2 separate regions of the Homo sapiens genome follow, and region 1 is linked to region 2. A link is a contact called in ENCODE POLR2A ChIA-PET data. All regions are on one chromosome and are shown on one strand. Each heading gives the region's core, a stretch centred on a gene start or an enhancer-like site at or near the end of the contact. The rest is flanking DNA. Distances are from core to core; before and after follow the strand shown. Region 1 overlaps TNS4 (tensin 4). Region 2 has its middle 9.9 kb from the start of NR1D1.

Region 1 (7,360 bases), core at 6-2,505, 380 kb before region 2:
TCATCCCAGCTCAGTTCTCTATAGACCTCACAGCAGAACTGCAGGCACATGCGCACCCATTCTGCCCCAGGAAGACCGAACCACAGGACTCTGCTTCCCACTCCACCTCCAAAGCCACTGGCCAAGGCAGTCCCTGGCACAGAGGCTGGGGATTCCACAGCCATGCCCACTGGCACAGGCCCCTGAGCTCAGGAAGAAGTCTGGCTGGATGTGAAGCTGGCCTTCTCCTGCAGCTGGGGAGTTCCCTCTGCATCAGCCACGGTGTGGTCCAGCGTAGGTTCAGCCCATCTGCAGGGCTCCTGGGAGTCATGGGGGCCTGAAGGGATCCTGATCCGACAGCTCAGTCAGAACGGCCTGGCTGGGAAGGCAGACGGAATGTGGGCCAGCCTATGCCCAAAGCCTGCAGGGGTCAGCTCATTGGCTACTTTAAGTGACCAAAGACCCTACCATCCAAGGACATTTCTGTATCCTTACCATCCCTTGAGGATTAGGTGGGCATGCACTTTGCTGTGGGCTGTAGGGGGTGGGGTATGCAGTGTTCTATTTGGCCTTTAAAGCCATGGGAACCCAGATCACCAGATCCGGAGCCTGACTCTAGCCCCTGAGCCACCTGTTGCCCTAACACCCTGTCTGACTCTCTCCCGCTGCAGCAGCCAGTCCCTCCTGCACTCCAGCAACTCCAGCCATCAGTCATCTTCCAGATCCTTGGAAAGTCCAGCCAACTCTTCCTCCAGCCTCCACAGCCTTGGCTCAGTGTCCCTGTGTACAAGACCCAGTGACTTCCAGGCTCCCAGAAACCCCACCCTAACCATGGGCCAACCCAGAACACCCCACTCTCCACCACTGGCCAAAGAACATGCCAGCAGCTGCCCCCCATCCATCACCAACTCCATGGTGGACATACCCATTGTGCTGATCAACGGCTGCCCAGAACCAGGGTCTTCTCCACCCCAGCGGACCCCAGGACACCAGAACTCCGTTCAACCTGGAGCTGCTTCTCCCAGCAACCCCTGTCCAGCCACCAGGAGCAACAGCCAGACCCTGTCAGATGCCCCCTTTACCACATGCCCAGAGGGTACGTCGTAAACCAATATTTGAAGCAATGTAAGATTTGGGGAATAGACAAAGTGCCAGTGGGTTTCTGCAACAGCCAGTCAACACATTTATTGAGCAACTATTGTGTGTCTGGCACTATGCCAGGTAGTGAGGACACACAGAGGGAAACAGTTTAGAAAGAGACAAAAACAAATCATCACGGTAGGGTAGGATAAACGCGGAGGTAAAGAGATATTCTCAATCATATTGGCCAAAGCTGAAGGAATGATTCTTTCAGTCTGGAGAACAGAGGAAGCGACATCCGAGCTGGATCTGGGAAATGGATCAGAAGTTTGTGGCCAGAGAAGGAGAGGAAAGGCATTCCCAGCAGAGAAAGCAGGGGGTCCACAGTCATGAAGGTGTGGAAGCGCATGGCATGTTCAGGAAATGCCGGAATGTTGGGTGCAGGTTCAAGTCATTGAGAGTAATTTGAAACCAGATTGTGAAAGGCCTTAAATGCCAAGCTAAAAAAAAAAAAAAAAATGGAATTTGCCTTTTAAGCAATAGGGTACCATCAGAGAGCCTCCTCACACAGGAGAGTGATGGGGTCAGAGGTGCTCGCTCAATGGATCACCCTGGCAGCTCAACGGATAGCAGGGTCCTGAACCGGGATAGGGCAGTGGGAGTGGAGGAGAGAGGACAGAACCAGGCGACCCTCAGGATGTGCTTGATGACTAACTCAAGGAGAGCAAGAGGGCGAGTCAGTTCTGACTCTGACGTTCGCAGATGATGAGAACACAGAGGGGGTGGATGGGGTAATAGAGACAATGCATTCCAGTTCAGACAGCCGAAAACCACAAAACAGCAAACACCCTCCTTCCCGGAGTCTGAGATCACAGGCGTCCAAGAAGAACAAACCCAAGCAGTAAACCCAGAAGCTAAGCTCTAGCACCCTGTGGATGCCTCTCCCATGAGCAGAGTCCCCTGCCAACCCCCTGTTCCCCCTCCCTCGGCCATCGGGGGGCTTCTCAGCCCCCACTTGGCCATGACGCTCACAGGCATCAAGGCGACTCCAGAGGGGGTGGGGGTGGAATGTTTACTATAGCCCACTGCTCACTCCCACTCACGAAGCCATGTGGAGGCAAGCAGGAGAAAATGACACTTCTGGCGTGCCTTTGCATCTGCCCTGATCGCTTTCCTAGGACAAATCATTTGCAGATTTTAGTACTTTTTTTGAATGAGTTACTTGAGAGTAAGTGGTCACAACACTCCTTTTCAAGCCGCCAAGGTTGACAGCTACTGCTCTCTGCCTTAGGGACCCAGGGAAATGGCCATTTTGGCATCCCAAAGCGCACATTTACTTAGCCTAGTGATATTCCCATCCTGCTTTGGTCCCATAATATCACCAACTATACCCCCAGATCTTATCAAATTCTGCAAAATATTCCTAAAACAAAATTCATTTTAATTCCATAGACTACTAGAACATTAAAGACCCTCAGAAGCTGTTTAGTCCACTTGGTCCCCTCTGAGCTTCAGTTATCCCATATCAGAGTCAAGATCCAGGCTCCCGCCTCCCAGGGGCATGTTTTTCTGCCCAGATCTGCTATTTTCCTCTCCTTCACGTTTTCTGCCATTTTCTTTTCCAAGCTGAATATTCCCGTAAGGAATTCTTAGGATTATGAAGACGAAGGAGAATGTAATATCAAACATGATGCATTTGAGAATTCCTTGTTTATCTCTTATTTCAGTCCTCACCAGGGGACTCAACAGTAGATTTAAGAAACCATTTCTCCTTAAACTGAGGTTGTATCTATTCATTCCTTATTCATTACCAAGGATACAAGGGCACTTCTGAGTTCTAGATGCACCAAACCCTGGCATCCTTCTGTTTGATTTTCCCTCATCGTAGGCAGTTTGGAGATACAATGGGGTTAGGGTCTGGGATGGTGGTTGAATGAAACCTTGGGGCAATAGAGTAGGGAAGGGTCTCCAGCCTTCTCTGGTGAACATCCCTCAGCTCCCGTCTGTCCAGCCTACAGGGTCCCCCTTCTCTGTCTGTCTCCAGGTCCCGCCAGGGACATGCAGCCCACCATGAAGTTCGTGATGGACACATCTAAATACTGGTTTAAGCCAAACATCACCCGAGAGCAAGGTAAAAGGAAGCACGAGTGACCCCAGAATAGGGTCTGGGTCTTGCACTTTGCATCAGGCAGGGCCCTGGGTTACAGTTAAGGAATGGCAAATAGTGGGTCCTGGGAAGCGGGGGAGGGGGATGTCCTGCTGACCTCATGACCTCCCGAGGAAGTAGGAACCACAGCAAGAATGGTGGAGATTTGACAGTACAAAGGACTTCCTGGGGACAAAAGGTGACTCTGTAACATCTGCTCTGTGAAGACCCTACGGGGCTGGGGACAGGGTGTCCAGGTGGGGCGGTGTCCATCTCTGACTCAAGGATTGTTCCAGCAATCGAGCTGCTGAGGAAGGAGGAGCCAGGGGCTTTTGTCATAAGGGACAGCTCTTCATACCGAGGCTCCTTCGGCCTGGCCCTGAAGGTGCAGGAGGTTCCCGCGTCTGCTCAGAGTCGACCAGGTATGCGTCTGTCTCTGTGCTCACTCAAGGCCTCACTGAGGCAGCGGGGTGTGGTAGGTTCCAGTCCTGGCTCTGGCACTAGCTTTCAGGGTGACATGGCGCCAGTCTTATAACAGCTCCTAGGAGAAGCGTCCACCCCAGTGTTCTCCCCGATGCCCTCCAGCCCCAAGGCACCCTGAAAAACGCCTTTCACAGCAAGCCTGCGTGCTTCTGCCTTCCCGAGCCCCACCCCCACTTCCCTGCTTTTTTCTGATGGTGGGAGAGAAGGAGGAGGGTCCTAGCCCCCTCTAGGCTGCTCTTCTTGGAGTCAAACTGGATTCATTTCCAGGGAACCTAATGTGTGATTACACACGCAGCTAGCTTATCTCACAGGTGATAGCTTACCAGGTTTGTGTACTAGCTCAGCGCACATGTGTGTGATAGCTTATATGCTTTCCTGTGGTCTCCCATGCTTATTTGATAGCAAACATCTATGGAGCATCACCACACACCAGGCACTGTGTGAGGCAGCAGGGATACAGTGGAATCAGACACAGACACCACCTCACTAGGGAGACAGATGAAAACAGATGATTACAGTACAAGGTACCTGGGTCATAGGCCTCACTCAAACCCCAGGATTGCACCTTCTTATTTAACGGATGAGATAACGGAGGCTCCCAGAGTTACTTAATGACTCCAGAGCAATTAAGTGATAAAGGGAGGATGAAACACCCAGCCTTGTGTTCTTGACAGTATGCCTCACTGTCACAATAAGAAAGTGACCTCTGGGGAGGGTGTTACTTATAAAGGACGCCTTGCAAGAGGCAATGAGCCCAGACTGAGGAGGACACTGTGGACTGGTGGAAAGGAGTCAGAAGGTCATTGTTCACCTCCCCACCCCCGGGGCCAGCGTGGCTCCAGCAGAGATGACCTGGTGGGCAGGGGGAGACAGAAACCAGACCAAAGAGTCGACATTTATCTAAATAATTAAGAAGTTTCCTTGCCAGGCACAGTGGCTCACGCCAGTAATCCCAGCACTTTGGGAGGCCGAGGCAGGAGGATCACTTGAGCCCAGGAATCTGAGACCAGCTTGAGCAATATGGCAAAACCCTGTCGCTACAAAAATTACCCAGGTGTGGTGGAGCACACCTGTAGTCCCAGGTACTTGGGAGCCTGAGGCAGCAGAATCACTTGAACCCAGGAGGTCTTTGAGGCTGCAGTGAGCCATGATCACACCACTGCACTCCTTCCTAGACCAAAGAATGAGACCCTGTCTAAAAAAAATAAAATAAAATAATCCCTAGGCCGAAGCAGGAGAACTGCTTGAGCTCAGGAGTTCGAGACCAGCCTGAGCAAAATAGTGAGACCTTGTCTCTACAAAAGAATTAGCCCGACATGGTGGGGCACGCCTGTAGTCCCAGCTACTCAGGAAGCTGAGGTGGGAGGATTCCTTAAGCCCAGGAGGTTGAGGCTGCAGTAAGCCGAGATCATGCCGCTGCACTCCAGTCTAAGAGACAGAGCAAGACTCTGTCTAAAAAAAAAAAAAAATCCCTGATAACTCTTGACCAGCAGAAAGGTTTCCCCACCCCACCCCCAAAAAAAGAAGAAGAGAAAGGTTTCCTGAAGAGGGTGTGGCTGGAGCCATTGAGCAGATGTGTTGGCACCTCCTCTGTGGGAGGGAGAGGCAGGGGGATGGACAAGGTGGAATTTTTTTTTTTTCCGGTGAGACAGAGTCTCACTGTGTCACCCAGGCTGGAGTGCAGTAGCACAATCTCGGCTCACTGCAACCTCTGCCTCCCAGGTTCAAGCAATTCTCCTGCCTCAGCCTCCCGGGTAGCTGGGACTACAGGCATGTGAACCACGCCCGGCTTTGTGTGTGTGACTGTGTGTGTGTGTGTGTGTGTGTGTGTGTGTGTCTTTAGTAGAGATAGGGTTTTACCATGTGGGTCAGGCTGATCTCGAACTCCTGACCTCAAGTGATCTGCCCACCTCGGCCTCCCAAAGTGCTGGGATTACAGGCGTGAGCCACCGCGCCCGGCCACAAGGTGGAATTCTATCCGAATGCACTCTTTCTTCTCTGTCCAGGTGAGGACAGCAATGACCTCATCCGACACTTCCTCATCGAGTCGTCTGCCAAAGGAGTGCATCTCAAAGGAGCAGATGAGGAGCCCTACTTTGGTGAGACTCCCCAGCCTCCAGGCTCCCCCGGGATGGGGGGCCAGCGAAGTCTCCGTTGTGAGCTGAGGGGTGGGTTGGGGAAGCTCTACTCATGCAGGGCTGCTTGCTTCCTTTCAGGGAGCCTCTCTGCCTTCGTGTGCCAGCATTCCATCATGGCCCTGGCCCTGCCCTGCAAACTCACCATCCCACAGAGAGGTGGGTCTGGGCCCCAAAGAGGCAATGCCAAGGTGGGGGACCTGTTTGTTCTCATTAGAAATGGGGTTCACTCCTACCTTGTTGGTGGATTATTTTAGTGTCACGGTTAAAACTGTGTGCACTGGAGTCGCTCAACATCTCCACCTCCTAGCTGTGAAAATTTGAGAATGTTGACCTCTCTGAGCCTCAGTTTCCTCATCATACCTACTTATAGGATTGCTGTGCAGACCGAAAGAGATAGCCCGGGCAAGGCTCTTAGCGCAATGCCTGGCATAGAATGGATGTTGGATAAATAGCAGCCTGCTTTGAGAGGGTGAAAGAGCCTAAATCAAATAGTTTGGAGAGGTTTTCTCTTTCCAGGTCCAGCATTTGTTGAGCACTCACTCACCCATTCATGCTTCACTACAAGCTTGTGAAGTAGACTTTGCTGTTATCATCCCCATTTCACAGATAAGAAAATAAGGGCTGGGCGTGGTGACTCACGCCTGTAATCCCAGCACTTCGGGAGGCCAAGGCGGGCAGATCACTTGAGGTCAGGAGTTCGAAACCAGCCTGGCCAACATGGTGAAACCCCGTCTCTACTAAAAATACAAAAATTTAGCTGGGCGTGGTGGTGGGCGCCTGTAATCCCAGCTACTCAGGAGGCTGAGGCAGGAGAATCACTTGAGCCGGGGAGGCAGAGGTTGCAGTGAGCTAAGATCGCACCACTGCACTCTAGCCTGGGTGACAGAGCGACAGAGCAAGACTTCATCTAAGAAAGAAAGAAAGAGAGAAAGAGAGAAAGAAGGAAGGAAAGGAAGGAAAAGAAAACGAGGGTTCTAGATGTTACGTAATTTGCCCAAAGGCCCACAGAGTCAGACCTTGAACCCAGATCAGCATGCCCTATCCAGAGCATACAGCCAGGTAGGGGGGCAGCTCAGATGAAATAGATCATCTCAGGGGTGTGCAGGAGAAGCTCGAGAAGGGCTGTTTCTGGAAGGGCATCAAGGCAAGGGAGCCCCAGAGGAGCGATGGTGAGAGCCTCCTCGCTTTCTGCAAAGACAGGTCAGGGGTTGAGACAGGGTCCAAAAGAAGTGAGGAGGTCAGGGGCCTGTGAGGACAAGATCATGGCAGCCATCTAAGAGGTGGGGGGGCGAGGAGGGGATGAAGAGATCAAAAGGGTTGCAAACTAAGCATTTAGGGAGCCCAAAGTGGCCTGTTTGCCTAATTACGGTAATCACACCTGGTTTGAGTCACTTCCTGGAGATGGGGGTGGAGGTGGGAGATCTTCAAAGGGATTCATGAGGCCTGTTCCTGTGAGAGGGGTCCATTCACTCCACCCCCGCCCCTTTGGGGGGCCTGTTTCTTTGCCTTGGCTCAGAACTGGGAGGTGCAGATG
Region 2 (7,777 bases), core at 1,307-3,806:
CCAGGCGCCTGCCACCATGCCCGGCTAATTTTTGTATTTTTAGTAGAGACGGGGGTTTCACCATGTTGGCCGGGCTGGTCTCGAACTCCTGACCTCAGGTGATCCGCCCACCTCAGCCTCCCAAAATGCTGGGATTATAGTCACCGTGTCCGGATTGAGCCACAGTGTCGGGCCTCCCTAAGCAATTCTGTCCCTAATGAGATAATGACCATTCTTTTTGCCTTCTGGCTAAGAGTATGGAAAGAGTTAAAAGCCAATACTTTCACCACCCCTCTAAGGCTTATAGAATGGCAGAATTCCATTTCTATGACCTACATTCTTTGAAGGGAATGCCTATGTCGTGGAAAGAGGATGCAGCAAGACTTTTCACTTGACTGGGCTTGGTTTTCCCAGACCAAAAAATAAAATGGAAATAAATCATCTTTAAGGTCCCTTGCAGCTTTATGACTGTATAAAGCTACGTTTTCCAGCTAACAGTGGGGCAGAAGTAGGTAGAAAAAAGAGGAGACTTGTTTTGGCCACTCCCCAGGGAAAGAGGATTCATCTGGGTGGTTTCCTGAAGCTCTCGGAAAGGTAAATAGAGACTGGAGTTGTGTGACTGGTATTACCCCAGTCCTGTGACACTGAAAGGACACCACAGTTGGAGAGGCCACCTTTGCCTTCTCCGGGAGGATGGGGGATGGGAAGCCAGCGTGGAGCCACAGAGGCTTCCAGCTCCGCAGCCTGGCCTGGCTCAGCTCTTTCTGGCAGAAACCATGTCCTGCGTTCCAGGCTTCCGCGAGCAGGATGCTAGTGTGCTGCTCTCCTGCTCCCCTCTGCGGGGGCCTCTCAGAGGGTAGGACACACCCTCCTTGCCTTTTTTTTTTCCCCCTATTAAAAATCACAACTCAAATTTGGGTATTTTTCTCCCTCTGCTAGCCCCGCCAAAACTTTCAGCGCGTTCCGCCCACTCCACGTGGACCTCCCTTCCCTGTCCCAGCAGCCCCTGCGAGAACCCTCACCCCAACATGTGACCAATTGTTATGTTTCCTTCCTGGAGCTCGCTTTCAGCTGGCACCAGCTAACGACTGAACAAAAGTGCCCCCTTCAGGGTGAATGTGGGGCAGCAGCTTGAGAGGAGGAAAGCTGATGAGGGCTCAGGTACAATAGGGGAATGCAGCTGCCTCTGTTTAAAATGATTTCATATCTACATAGCTCCCTGGCTAAGGATTACACAATCAAACGATGAGACAAATGCAAGAGAAGGATGTCATCAAATAAAATTACTTGGGGGTGGAGTTGAATAAAATTTTAATTTCCAGCTGCAAAGTTGGTTACCTCTACTCCAACTCCATTTCCCGTTGAGTTCTTCATGATGTTGGCAGAGCACTCAGATCCTCCCATTCCAGACAAGAGCCAAGAATGCCCTAATTATGGGCTGGGTGATGGGAACAGGGCCTCCTCTGGGTGGGTGAGCTGCTTTTTGCTCACTACCACTACCCGCTTCCCCAGCAACACTCTAGTTGTCTCTTTAAGAGCTCGGACTCCTCAAGCTGACATAGTTTCCAAAATGGAATCTCTCCCTCTCTCAGCACTGGGGAACATTTTCCCTGGATGGGAAGAGCCCCAGGAGATCATGTTGGAGGAAGGAGGAGTAGGGCGGGGCAGCAAAAATTAGTCCAGTGGGAAGCCTTGGTACATGGAACAAGGGGGCTAACCAGGGAAAGTTAGAAAATAGGTCAAAGGAAGCCATGCAGAGGGAACTAGTTTCCTTGGAAAAATTTCTAAGCTTTGTCCATTTTTCACCTCACTCCTATCCCCTACAGGAGATGTGGGATTGGGGGATTGGGTAGGGAACTGGGGGTGAGGGAACATTCAAGGTTGGAGGCTGACTTGGGGAAGGAGTTGTGGGCAAGGCTCAGAGGAGGAAAACTAGGACTAAGTAGTGCAGGTAGGGAGGGGTAAATTTAAAATCAGAATTATTGTGGGGCCATTTCTCCCTCCAAGGTCATAGGGGTCATGGACAGTGAATGGTCCAGAAGCTACAAGCCGGGGAGCCCTAGGAGGGGGATCTCAGTAGCCAGGAAGCACACTACCCAGGGGCATGTTAAACAGTAATTTATGGAAGACAATGGAAGTAGTCCTGGGGCACCTATTTTTCCGTGTGTGTATTTCAACTTTTATTTTAGATTCAGGGGGTACATATGCAGGTTTGTTACAAGGGTATATTGTGTAATGGTGAAGTTTGGGGTATGACTGAACCTGTCACCCAGGTAGTGAGCATAGTACCAATAGGTAGTTTTTCAATCCTTGCTGGGGCACGTGTTTTCAAGGGAAACAGCCCAAAAGCGATCAAACTAGAATGTTGAGGACTCTAGCCAGGACATTTGCTCTCCTATAACTCAGCATCTGTCAGCGCTCCCATTACCAGGTGCTATTTCCAGAGTCCTGGGCTTAGGGAGAGGGAAAGGGAGGGGCGGAGGTGGAGAGGCAGAGGGAGACCCGATGGGCTCCTCCCCCAGCACAACTGCAATTCCAGCTTTTAGCCACTCAGGGGCTCCCAAGCTCAACCACAGCCCCTGCGTAAGGAGGGAGATTGAGTTAACAAGCCTCCAGAGGACACCTTGGGTCATCAGGGATGACCCTGAGCAGAAGGGTGACCCAGAAGTCATGTGCTCTGAAGCTGCAAGTCCTTCACAAGCCAATGAGTCCAGCCTCAACCTTTCTCTCTAAAAGGGACTCAGGGCACTGAGAACTCACTCCCCACCTCTTACCCTCACCCCCTTCTTTGTGGTCATTTCCTCCCCCGCGTGTTTCCTTCCCCTCCCCCATCCTCGTGGTGGGAACCATCCCCCAGCCTGTCAGAGTCCTGAGGAATGTTTTTGCCTTGACTGGGCGCCAAGCTGTGGACTTCCTGGGCTTTGGGGTGGGACTTGGCCAAGGGGAAGCCCTTTGGACCCAAGAGCCACTCAGTTCTGCACAGCCTGCCGGCTTTCTCTCTCTCTCTGCTAAGCAAAAGGCTCATCCATCACTTTGTGTCACGACTGCCTCATTTCCTCCCCCCACAATAGGATTTCCTTGCCAGGGCAAATCACACAATCTGGAAGCAGTGGTCATCCTAAACACTGTGGCTTATAGTGGGAGAGAGGGAAAGCACCTATTTCAGAAGCTGCCTTCTCTGTTCCAGAAGGCTGGTAGCTGGAAGGAGGGATTCAGTTGCCAGGGTCCTGAGGTAAGGACTTTGTAAATGGTAATTAATCTTGAGGGCTCCTTCTGGATCCTTCTCAGAACCATTGAGTCTAAAGAAATACAGGGTCTCTATATTATAGTTAAGCCTGGGAGTACGTGGATTTCTGCATATCTGACTTTTACCCAGCCTTCGTTTCCCTGAAATAAATCAGCTGAAATCCGAACTCATTCTTCCACATCATCTTTCCAGTCCCCTGCAGCAGACCAGTGTAGGTTCAGCAAGAACAGGGAGCAGGCAGAAACCACTCCCAAATCTCATTAATAGAGACTGGGCCTGTCAGGGACCACTGGCTCCTCTCCAAGGGGTCACTGCTCAGGTGTTTTTGCATTTGATCTCTTCTGATCTCTTGTCCATAAAAAGCCCTCAAATGACAAAGTGAGAACATAGTCCTATGGCATCCCCTGCCTCAGGGTCCAGTCCCTCAATGCCACTTTTGCAGCCTGTCTGCCTGATGTCATCATCTGTAGACCTGTGCCAGATTCCCAGGTTCCTATCTTGAAATCTCAGCCCCCGCACCCAGGGCCTAGGGGAGAGCCAATGTAGGTCACTGCAGTTGAGCCTGCAGGGCTGTCTGCTCCTTGAGCCCAGAGCCTTTCAGGCACAGAGAGAAAGCCTTGCAGAGAAGCAAAAGAAAGGGCTCTGTGAGAATCAGAGAAAAGCTTATTCCTCAAAAAATGAAGCAGGGAGAGGCCAGGAGTCAGCTGCTCAGACTGAGACAGTAACAGGAGTTCTGCTCCTGAGAACTGCCTGTGATGGAGAGAAGGCCCAAGGAGAGGGGCTGGGCATGGCTCACATCCCTCCCAACCCCCTAACCCCCATTTGCCTGTGTAAGGGAACCCTTTGGATCTGGTGTCCATCCCTCATTCTCTACTCTCTTTCCAGGCTCAGGTTTCATTCTCAGGAGCTTTTGTGATTTGCCTTAGGGACCCTTTGTTTCCTCTGGCCACAGTTTCTGGGTCTCAGGAAGGTGGAGTAGGCCAGGGATGACCCCGCCCTCCCCTATTGAAAGACTTTTCCTGCTTGTTATCTGCTAAACTCATTTTACCCAGGGAACTTCCAACCTTCTGGGACTTCATTCCTTCTCTTGGTCTCCCTACCCTAGCATCTGAGATCGCAGGGAGTGTTTGTGTGTGCCTGTGTGCATGGTCCTCATCTTCTTTTAGTTACTCATGGGAAGTCAAGAGCCTATGGCTGTTAACTAACTTGGGGTCCCCATGGCCAGCAAAAATAGATAAGGGCTTAATTTCTACCTCCAGCCTCAAAACAATTTAAGCCACAATCATTTGTTCTAATAGGAGCCTCGGGACAGGAAGAAAAGTAGGTAAGATGGAGAAAGGATAAACAAATAAAATTCTAACCTTTTCTTTCTTTCACTCTCCCCTCACCCAGTACCTTCCACTCCTCTTTGAGATCTCAGCTACTCATTAGCCTACTACTGTTGTGCCATTTGCCCGCATTTCCAGAATCTGCACACAGGAGGCACTCAATAAATGCTTTTTACTCTGAGTCAAACTAAATCTGATTACGCCCTGTGGCTGGACTTTGAGATGAAGCAGCACAAAGGGGGAAGGTAGACATGCCCCCAGATCTTTTTTTTTTTTTTTTTTTTTGAGACAGGGTCTCACTCTGTCGCCCAGGCTGGAGTGCAGTGTGTGATCTTGGCTCATGGTAACCTCCACCTCCCAGTTCAAGGAATTCTCCTGCCTCAGCCTCCTGAGCAGCTGGGATTACAGGCACACACCACACCCGGCTAATTTTTGTATTTTTTTGTAGAGACGGGGTTTCACCATGTTGACCAGGCTGGTGTCCAATGCGTGGCCTCAAGTGATCCGCCTGCCTCAGCCTCCCAAAGTGCTGGGATTACAGGGATGAGCCACCACGCCCAGCTGACATGTCCCCAGATCTTGGGCTAGATTCTCCTAGAGGACTGATTGTTAGGGACCGAAGACCTAAAGCAGTGGGTCTCAGGCTTCCCAGAATCCCAAGGGCCTTGTTAAAACTCAGATTGCTGGGTTTTGCTCCCAGAGCTTCTGATTCAATCCACCTGGGATGGGGCCTGGGAATTTGCATTTCTAACATGTTCCCAGGTGACCCCAGATCCCTATGCTTATCTTGAGAACCACTGTCTTAGAGAACCCCAGCCCCTCCCCCCACTGTTTACCATGAGGACTTGATTGGTTCCATTTTTTTTTTTTTTTTGAGACAGGGCCTCGCTCTGTTGCCCAGGCTGGAGTGCAGTTGCATGATCTCGGCTCACTACAACCTCCGCCTCCCGGGTTCAAGCGATTCTCATGCCTCAGCCTCCCAGGTAGCTGGGATTACAGGCGCCCACTACCATGCCTGGCTAATTTTTTTTTATTTTTTGTAGAGATGGGGTTTCACCATGTTGGCCAGGCTGGTCTCGAACTCCTGACCTCAAATGATCCGCCCACGTTGGCCTCCCAAAGTGCTGGGATTACATGGTTCCAATTTTATATAGGAGGAAGGAACTGGTACCACCCTAACCAGTACAGAGATCTTAAGAGAGGGTAAGGGCAGGCGTAAGTCGGTCTCTAACTGATTATCCATTCTGTCTCTTTTTAAATAGTCCATTGATTCCATCCTTATTGAAAGTCACTTCCCCAAAACATGTTTTGCAGCAGCAACAGGAGCACTAGGAATTTCCTGTGACGAGGCAGCGCCAGTGCTGGGGAGGGGTGGAGGCAGTGCTGAGCGAGCGCCTTCCCTTGGCTCGGGCAGGGCCACGTGCCCCACCCCCTCGCTTGCACATGTCTCCACCGCCACCGCCGCAGCAGCCGGGCTGTTTATGAGCGAGTTGTTGTGGTAGAAATGGAGCAGGCTGCACATGCCCGGGCCATGTGACCCCGGCAGCCCGCGTGAGCCTCGAGCCGGCACAAACACACTGGGCCCCTTCCTCCGTGGGCCAGAGAAACAGGAGGCAAGATGAGGAAGGAGGGAAAGCGCGCGGGGCTCCCTTCTTGTCTCCTTGCGCTTTATCCTGCTTCTGTCTCCTTTTGTCTCTCCTGAGCCACCAGGGGAGCAAACACCCAGAAAAGAAACATGGTCTCCCCAAGCATATTTTCCTCCCAGGCAGCCCCTTGGTGTTTTCACAACCCAGAACCCTAAGCCTCAAAAGAACAAAGGACCTTCCCAAGCCAAGAACACAGAACAGCCCACCCCAGCCCTCATGGTGATGTGTTGATGTCTGCCCAGAGCCAAGACTTGGCTTCCCTGTAGCCTGGGCTCCCCAAATCAGGCTACCCTGTCCCCTCTTTCTAGGAAGGAGGATGACACACACACGCAGCAAGTGCCCCCTCCAGGGTTAGAACAAGGACAGTTCAGGGATTTGTGTGTTTGGGGACATGAAGCAAAGGTTCTGCAACAGTGGTCTGTGAGGTTAGTGGACCGGAAGGGGAAAGTCCCTCTGCTACTTGGAGATGGGGAAGAGCCGAGGGCTGGAGGAAACCTAGAAGGGCTTTCCCAATAACCCCTGTGTAGCTGCAGAACAAATGCGTGTGCAAAAGGCAAATTCAGCCTCCATCCCTCATTGAAGTGCCCCCTTCCATCTGCCTGGCCCTCTAACCTCCATTGGTCCTTCTCTGGGCACTCTAACCACAGACCCCCACTTCTGGCTCTCTGCTTCTGCCCCCTACTCGTGACCCCATTTCTAAGCTGCGGTGCCTCTTGCTGGGCTATGAGACTATGCTAGAGTCAGGGGGACAGTAGGTTAGCAGGAACAAGCAAATGAAATGAGCACGACCCACATTTCCTCATCGCACCAAAACTTCGCAGATCCTGCATTGCAGAGCTAGCGCTTTTTTTTTTTTTTTTTAATCTCCGCTGGGCCCCTACACACGTCTGCATTTTTGCAACCAGCACAGATTTTTTTTTTCCAGGGTGCAAACTGCGCATTCTAATGAGCCAAAGCTCCTTCCTGCGGCATTGAAAATCTCTTTGGCAAACTGCTTCTTCCCCACTCGCCCTCCCCCCAATTTAGAAGAGGAGGAGGGATCCCAAATTTGTGAAGTCGCATCCTCTCTCTCTCCTTCTCCTGCCCCCCCTCCCCCAAGATACCGCAGTCTTTCCAGCCCGACTAACAGCTGCAGACCAGGGGAGAGGAGTGAGAGGAGGGAAAGTAAGCCTTGTTCCTTCTTTCCACTCAGGCTGAGCCGGCCGGGCGGGGGTTGCTTTTTTCCCTGGGCAGCCATTGCAACCCCCCTTTCCTCCCCATCCCAGCCAGTGTTTATGTAAGCCTCCCAGAAGCTACACAAGGCCCCTAATGCCTGCCCAGGCCACCGCTCCTCCGAGGTCCATTCTGCTCACGAGGACTGTCATGAGCCTCTGGCCTCCCCAGGCAGCTAATGGTGATCTGCAGAGGCCCAAAGGATGGAGAGACACTGGATAAGGAGAGGGTTTGAGATGGAGCTTGGGATAAAGGGTAGAGATGGAAGCAGATGCAGAGCACCCCCTCTCCCTTTCCTCCACCTCCCCCACATTCTCCCTGCATCTGAGTTCTACAGAGGCTCAAGGGCAGCCAATGGGCAGGTG

Evidence for each region. ChIA-PET counts read pairs that join two places held with the same protein, here RNA polymerase II (POLR2A).
Region 1: POLR2A ChIA-PET joins it to region 2 with 12 read pairs in PC-9. The contact joins two enhancer-like sites. POLR2A ChIA-PET finds 5 or more read pairs at or near these places in 2 of 52 experiments (MCF 10A and PC-9).

The regions. Positions count from the first base shown.
Region 1 is chr17:40,480,751-40,488,110 of GRCh38, reverse strand. It overlaps TNS4 (tensin 4), which reads left to right. Exons shown (of 13, transcript NM_032865.6): 4 at 651-1,075; 5 at 3,104-3,190; 6 at 3,502-3,627; 7 at 5,695-5,787; 8 at 5,905-5,982; 9 at 7,343-7,360. Among named protein-coding and RNA genes, the nearest start is that of TNS4, 17 kb to the left of the region's middle. RefSeq lists a silencer at 6,627-6,812 and an enhancer at 6,795-7,360. Within about 2 kb of position 1,255, at least 12 of the 41 ENCODE cell types and tissues checked have a DNase peak (open chromatin) inside an H3K27ac peak, as active enhancers do.
Region 2 is chr17:40,106,595-40,114,371 of GRCh38, reverse strand. No RefSeq gene overlaps it. Among named protein-coding and RNA genes, the nearest start is that of NR1D1, 9.9 kb to the right of the region's middle. RefSeq lists enhancers at 1-510, 541-600, 621-840, 3,297-4,237, 5,492-6,025 and 2 more. Within about 2 kb of position 2,556, at least 33 of the 41 ENCODE cell types and tissues checked have a DNase peak (open chromatin) inside an H3K27ac peak, as active enhancers do.